Linked DNA regions of Homo sapiens: region 2 is linked to region 1. Evidence: read pairs that join two places in POLR2A ChIA-PET (ENCODE). Cell type or tissue: Panc1. All regions are shown on one strand. Region 1 overlaps CDC73 (cell division cycle 73). Region 2 overlaps CDC73 (cell division cycle 73).

What was found. ChIA-PET counts read pairs that join two places held together with the same protein. Peaks named below come from ENCODE experiments on the same cell type or tissue, not always from the same donor. Only the 100,000 strongest peaks of a DNase experiment are listed, where the experiment ranks them.
Region 2: POLR2A ChIA-PET joins it to region 1 with 5 read pairs; 2 of 35 experiments call an interaction of 5 or more read pairs at or near these places.

Annotation. Positions count from the first base shown.
Region 1 is chr1:193,154,968-193,158,967 of GRCh38, reverse strand. All of the region lies in intron 10 of CDC73 (cell division cycle 73), which reads right to left. Among named protein-coding and RNA genes, the nearest start is that of MIR1278, 20 kb to the right of the region's middle. In Panc1, no CTCF peak of the experiment used is centred here; no DNase peak of the experiment used is centred here.
Region 2 is chr1:193,209,458-193,213,457 of GRCh38, reverse strand. CDC73 (cell division cycle 73) reads right to left here. Exons shown (of 17, transcript NM_024529.5): 12 at 1,358-1,393; 13 at 981-1,068. Among named protein-coding and RNA genes, the nearest start is that of B3GALT2, 25 kb to the right of the region's middle. In Panc1, no CTCF peak of the experiment used is centred here; a DNase peak (open chromatin) is centred at 1,798.

The DNA of each region.
Region 1 (4,000 bases):
TAACAAAAAACTGTATACAACAGATAATATGTTAATACGGATATATGTTCCGTAACACATAATATGTTCATGTAACAGGTAACAAGTATATAAAATAAACTTTCAAAACTTAAGGGATACAATGGACTATTATATACATACTATCTTAATTTTTACATTTTGTAAACAGTTTTTACATATATATAAAAAATAGTGTTTCATTTAAGGGGTACACCTTTATACTGCTAGGCGGACACATGATAGAACCACTCTGTTTCCTGAAATATCAAGACAAGCAACAAGTTTTGAAAATTGTTTAAAGTGTAATATAATATTCTCAAATAGAATAATATGCCAGTCTAAACACAGAGTACAGAAAAAACATTTTATAAAAGTAATATTCCTACTTATAATTATGTAACTACATATTAAAATCCTGAACACTTTATATAATTTTCAGATGAAAGTTACTTAATTTTTTTTTTTATTTTTAGAGACAGGGTCTCGCTGCTTTGCACAGGCTGGTCTCAAACTCCTGGCCTCAAGCTACCCTCCTGCCTCAGCCTCCCAAAGTTCTAGGATTATAGCTGTGAGCCACCATCCTGTCCAGAAAATCAGTAACTTAAAACTAAAAGAAATTACATTTCTTTCTAAGTATGAGTCCTAACAGATGGATGGAAAAGGCCAACCTAGTTATTACCCTCTTTAAACAACTTATTTGCAGCTACTTTCTCTCAAATGCAAAAGATCTCTGCTATAAGATAAACATACATAGTTGTTGCAAAAACACCCCAATTACTTGAAAGAAAAAGACTATCATAATATTTATATAAACTAGTCTTTATAACTTTGAATGAAAATTATATCATTAACAATACTAAATACATATATTAATAAATATAATAAATTATAAGTACAATAAAGCTATATAGTTGCCTACATTTACACATACATCTAATTAAGTTTACAGAATCATAAATTAATAATACAAGTAGCTACCATTTGTTAAGCCTCTTTGTACTAAGCATTTTATACAGTGTCTCCTTTAATCTTCAACAATACTATGATGTAAGTTCTATTATATATATTATAAAATAAAAACAAAATCACTGATAGAAAGGTTAAATAACCTCCTCAACTTCACAAGCAGGAGAATGAATGGTAGAACTGAAAATCAAAGCCAGCACTGACTTCAAAGCCTTATATTTGTTGTATTTCCAACTGATTAACTTATCTTTAACAAACTGGTGCTGCCTCTAGAGCAGGGATTTCAAACTAGACGGCCAAAACAGTCTATAGATGTAGCAGAAATAAGTAAAGAAGGCTAAATAAAAGATAACAGAGTAATGAGGCCTGTGGCAATCTAGAGAAAACCTCTTATCTAAAGGAGGTAGCTCCTGCTCAGGTGGATGTGGCTGTTGCCATGTGAGACTACAGACCCAGTACGCAGTCATGCCAGATAGATTTTAAGGAAGCTGGAAATCCAGACTGTTTATGTGACAAGCTCTAATTTTTAAATGGTGGTGAATAAGATAAAAACTTAAATTATAATGGATGCCTAATAAAACATATCTGTGGCCACATTTAGATTGGCACAATGAATGACTCCATCAGAAGCATGCTAAAAGAGACATATGATCTACCTTACCATCTTCTTCTTCCTGACTGTTCATAAACGTTAGTGCAATGTAATGTAATAATCCACTAACATTTACGAACAGGCAGGAAGAAGAAAAACAAACTTTCCTACAAGCATCCTTAAAATATATACAATAACCAGTCTTCTTTCAAATCTTTCTACTCCCCACTCTCTCCCCATCACAGGGCTTTTACTACTGCTTTTTGTTCACTGCTCCTAAAATGTGTTTTCCTGTCATCATCACCAAGTTAAATCCTACATAAACTTCTGATCTTATTCAAGAATTACCTCCTAAATGAAGTATTCTGACTCCTGCAACAAATCCCCCAATTTTAGGCTCTTGTTGCACAACGTACCTTTAACACTTGTCATAGTCACAATTTTATAGTGTGACTAATGTGTCCCTCCCCAATCAGATCATAAAGTCCGTATGAACACGTCTGGTTTTGTTCATCTTTGATGTCCCAGCACTCAGCACACTGCCAGGCACACAGCATGCACTCAACAAATATTTGCTAAAGGAAAGAGGAAGAAAAGGAAATAGAACCCCAAGGAAAACAGCTTTTAAGAGAGTCTCCATTATCTGCAGAGCTGAACTCTACACTCAACTCCAGAACATTACTGCTACTATAGCACTCCCGTAACACTTCAAGCAGAGATGAACAACAAATTAATCAATAACCAAATGGGAATGAAGGAAGCTTTATAAAACAGTGGTGGGGTGGGGAGAGTGCTATGTATGTGTTCCTGCTTTTAAGAATCTAACCTGGTTGACAGACTGAGATTCTGGATCCTCCTGAGAATTGATGGTGATATTATCACACCTCTAACAAATTATATAAAGCTACCTAAGTTTACTTACTGTCAAAAAAAATCGTTCCCCAAAACACACTTAGTGTAAGAACTATGATGACTGTTGGAATAAATTCAAGCAAAGATCTTAAAGGAAAGCTTTTAATCTCTATAATTGCAGGGTGTGAGATGCTTCCGCAAAAATGAAGACAGTAAAGGTAATCAAGAGTCAATGATACTCACTAAGAACAAATAGAGGTTAGAGTCTGTAACCCTTCCAGTTAAATATGAACAGGCTAGACAGGTTAAAATGAAGTTGTTCTCAAGGCAACTACCAAATCCTCACTAATAAGAGTGAACTGTGATCACCATCTGATTATTTCTCCAGTGGAACCATAAATTGGTTCCTTGCAAACTAACAAAAACAGACCTTCATTATATCCTCTTATTTACTATACAATAAACTTTATCAAGTGACATTCTTTGTCTAATATGACCCTATCACAAAATGAAACCATGAAAATATATTGTTATTTCCCCCACTGAATGGTTTCTACTTCTAACACATAATTCTGAGATAGCTTTACTTAACCTGATTCTATGAAACACTAGTCCTTTCAAAGAATATTCCCTAGGTGTTAGGGTAGGGGCAAACTCAGGGGGTTAAATAAGCTTGAGAAAGACTGAATATTCTTCCAATTTAGATACTCATACATTAAAAACAATGAGATTCCTGAACCACAAAATCTGTTTAATCTAGTGGGGTTTTTTGTTTGTTTTTGAGACAGAGTCTCACTCTGTCACCCAGACTGGAGTGCAGTGGCATAATCCTGGCTCACTGCAGCCTCCTCCTCCTGGGTTCAAACAATTCTCCTGCCTCAGCCTCGGGAGTAGCTGGGATTACATGCACACGTCATCACATCCTGGCTAATTTTTGTATTTTTAGTAGATGGGGTTTTGCCATGTTAACCGAGCTGGTCTTGAACTCCTGGCTTCAAGTGATCTGCCCACCTTGGCCTCTCAAAGTGCTGGGATTACAGGCATGAGCCACTGCGCCTGGCCTAACCTAGTGTTTCTTAAACATTATAGAACCCAAGCAACAAATTTGGGGGAAAAGCTCCAAACTTGGAAAAGTTATCTATCAAATCAACAATTTCATGGCTTGGGCCTCTGGAATCTTTACTGTGAAACGTATTTCATGGCCTAAGTCAAAAGTTAACCAGAAACCCAACTATACAAACTTGTAACTTTAAAGATACCTGGGTTTCTGTTGCTATAAGTTTGAATAATTCTTACTTTCATAAAATATTATCAAAGCACTCTCCCTGGGGCCTTTACTTCTATAAAAACTTTCACTAACCCATGATTCTTATGAAATGTGATTATCAAAACATATCCTTCTCTACAACATATATATATAGGAAATTATCTGTATAAAAATATTCTAGCCGTCTGCATAATTTAGTCTTGCATATAACAGAAATCTGATGTTTAACTTAAAAGATACATAGACTGATCCTAATTTTATTAACTATGTACATCAACCAGGCATATCAAAACCTTGGAGAACAATGGCTGCAAAAATGAACT
Region 2 (4,000 bases), 54 kb before region 1:
CTTAAAATCCCACATCAGGCAATGGTATTTAGCTGAATATATAAAATATTTACCCATTTTAACAATGAGTATGACTAAAAAAAAAAAAAATCTACTGAGGAAAAAATTTGCAACACTGTGTCTAAAAAACTTGATAGCATTCTGAAAATCACTTAAACATGGCTCATTTTAAACCTTGTTAATGTCTATATCATTGAAGATTATTTAAAACAATTTTTATATTGCCATCTTTCTTCTGTAAACTATAGCCAATCCAAGAAGTAGTATACAGATTTAAAAATAGTCACAATATTTAAAAGTGGTATGTCTACTCATATTCATTAATAGAAGAAATGCTATGGGAAAATATACGTAAACTACTTAAATTTTAAATCTGAAAGTGGTTGGGGATGGAAGAGATTTATTTTGTGCCCAATAACCGTGATGCATGTTTATTAGAACAAACTGGGTACAAGTGTGACTGTATTCATTTTAATAAGGAAATGAGGAAGGAAAATAGACATTAAAATTTTTGAAAAGTTAAGCATTTGGAAATTTTATCATCATTTATAGGTTTCATTTTCACTTCTTTAACTTTCACTGCTATCTAGGTTAAATAACTATGCCCCCACCTACCCGCCCACTTACTCCCACTAGGGTATAACATCTAATATTCAGAGAGAACCTGAATTTGCTTTAGAACTTCCTCAAGCTCTCTCAGAGAAAATCATCAAAAGAAAACAATTCATATTAAAAGTTAATACGATAGTACCTTTTTTCATTAGGACTTTAGCCAGAAGTTTCTGTAACTTTCCCTAAAGGATCCAAATATAAAAGAATATATTCTGTTTTGAAAATGTATGCTTCATACTATGTGTAAGGCCTATAGCACAGAAACCGAAATTTTGTTTTTTCCAAATAAGTAATACTGATTCAGTAACTACTATTTTCCAATGGTATCTCAATATCCTACGTACAGGATAGTTTAATAAATTACTTACTTCAGGTCCTGTAGAAGGTCTTTTGCATTAAGCATGGTTATTAAAGAGGTGGTAGCTGCAGGAATTATGATAATGGGTGTTCGAGATCCTATAAAGACAAAATTTACAGGTAGAAAATATATTATTAGAAATTATACTTACTTTCTCTACTAAAAGTTAAAAGATTATAAATTGTAACTTTAACTTTTGATCTAAAAAATATTTTAAGCCAGTGGATATTAAAAAATATTTAATAATCAGTGTGGCTTGGGCACTAATAAATCAGAATGGATACCAAGCACAAACATGTGATACAGCTGCACAAGAAAATTATCAGGCCTGGTTTTGCAATCATTTACTTTTTAAAGTTAAGTTTAAAATCATATGCACAACCTCACCTTTCTTCTGATTTGGGGGAGGTCTTGCTTGAGAAACTGTGAAAAAGAAAAAAAATCACAACTCTGTGTCATAAAAACCATATTCTTATTTTCAAACTTACAAATAAGGGATATTTTTTAAATTATGTGTATTCCCATATGACTAACTGTAAATCAGAAGACTTTTTTTACAACTATCTTCTCAACACTGTTTGACAAAAATATTAAAATGCATTATTCAACAATCTGTAGTCAAAAGGAAAGTGAATATACAACATCCATAGTTCTGTTTTCTGCAGTTTCAGTTAACCACAGTCCACTGTGGTCTGAAAATATTAAATAGAAAATTCCAGAAACAAACAATTCACAAGACTGAAACTGCACATTTTTCTCAGGAGCATAATGAAATCTCACACTGCCCCACCCAGGATGTGAATGCTCTTTGTCCAGCATATCCACATTCTATACACTACCCACCCTTTAGTCACTCAGTAGTCATCTCCCTCACTGTTATCACAGTGCTTGTTTCAAGTAGCCCTTGTTTTACTTGCGAATGGCCTCAAAGTGTAAGAGTGATAAGGCTGACAATTTGGATATGCCACTACCAAAGAAAAGACATTAAGTGTTTCCCTTAGGTGAAAAGGTGAAAATCTCTACTACTAAGTAGACAAGAAAATCTCTACTACTAAGTTGAAGAGAAAAAAATAAAATCACATCCCGAGGTTGCTAACATCTACGATAAAAATACTGAATCTACCATCCGTGTAACTGCGAAGAAGAAAAAGAAATTCGTGCTACTTTTGCCTTTGTACCTCAAACTGCAAAAGTTTCAGCCACAGTGAGTGATAGTGTTAAGATGGAAAAGGCATTAAATTTATGGGAGACATAAGAGAAACATGTTCTGGTTGACCGAATCTGGTTTGGTACTATCCCTCCCTGGTTTCAGGTATCCGCTGGGGGGTCTTGGAATGTATGCCCTGCTAGTAAGTGGGGACTACTGTATTACAATGCCAGGCACTGAGTATCTTACATTCATGGATGTTCAGGTCTAGCAAAAAAGAGAAGAGCGAGACAAGAAATAATTTCATAATAAGCTGATTACCACTGTAATAACTGTGAAAAGAGAGCATACGAGCAAATACTACTGTGCGAAGTGCGAATACGCTTAACCATTTTGGAAGAAAAGGAAAGAAGTTATTGAGATCTAAGGCTAAAAGATTCCTTTTATTTTTTTTTCTTTCTTTTAAAAATTGTTTCTTGTCTCTTTTTAGGTGAGAAATACAGCATTACAGGTAATCAGTCATGTATATGTGAAGGTCTATATTATCTGAAAATGACCATATGATTGATTGTGATCATGTTATACATACACAAATCTTCCTATCTTTCTTTTTAACAAAAACAGGGTCTCGCAATGTCACCCAGGGTTGATCTCGAACTCCTGAGCTCAAGCTATCCTCCCACCTCAGCCTCCCAAAGTGCTGGGATTACACAGGTGAGCCACTGAGCCTGGCCCATATGTTTGTATTTTGTTTATATACAATGAACTTTTAATGCTTAGAAATATTTGTTGACATAATGGTAATAATAACCTAACACAAGATGAATACATCTTAGGATAAAAAGTGCTGCAAGTTCTATTTTCAGTATTTGACCATACAATAACTCAATGTGCTACAAGCTGTGCTTGAGTTTTGTTTTTTAAATGACAAAAATAAAGAAAAATTTAGGAGACTTAAAATTCTAATTCAATGTCAGTTCTTAAAAATGGATACCATCTTTAAAGTGAATAACACAGCACACACACTTTCAGAAAATGTTCTATTTAAAAAGCAACAAAATGCTACATTTTCACTAATTCTTTGTAATCCTTTATATAGCTCTCTCATTGTGATAAACTGTCATAGGATTCAGTAGTATGACCTTCCCAGCCACAGAAAGCAGATAACTATATACACAAACACATACTGAGACATATGCCTTTACTATTACAGTTTTCTCATCTTTCTTCTTGCTGAGAAAAAATACTAGAATTTTCTTAAATCAATTTGAGAAATGAAGGGTCATGGATAAATCTCATTGGCTACATAGTGTCATGTGGAATATAATATAGTCTCGGTAAATATTTGGCATTTGTTGGAGAGATAAAGGGGTAACAGGATGGATAAACAGGAAACAGGAGTTGCTATTATGACTAAAGGGAACTACAAAAAAACAAAGATGGAAGGAAGGCAGAGAGGGGGGAGAGGAAGAGAGGGAAGAAGAAAGAGAGAGCAAGGGAGAAATCTCTGACTGAAGTACTGTTGGATTTGGTAAGGAAATCCACAAATGCCCTCAGGAATTTAGGCAAACATTTACTAAACTCAAGGCTGAGAAGACCCAATATAAGAAAAAGGCAAAATAAAAAAACTCACAAATGTTAAAAATAAAGTTTAGAGGTTTAGTTAAAAAAGATAACTGCAAAAGAATATAAACAAGTTCCCTAGTATGTAAGGACCCAGACTGAGACACTGTGATGAACATGTCAATGAGAAGCTTGATCTTAACGGGGGAGGGGGAGAGAAACATAAGGAGTTTGTATGACAGAGTGATCAACAGCAAAGGTCTGTACTCAGATTATTTTAGTTCATATCCTTATTTTGCCACTGTCTAGGCAAGCTGATT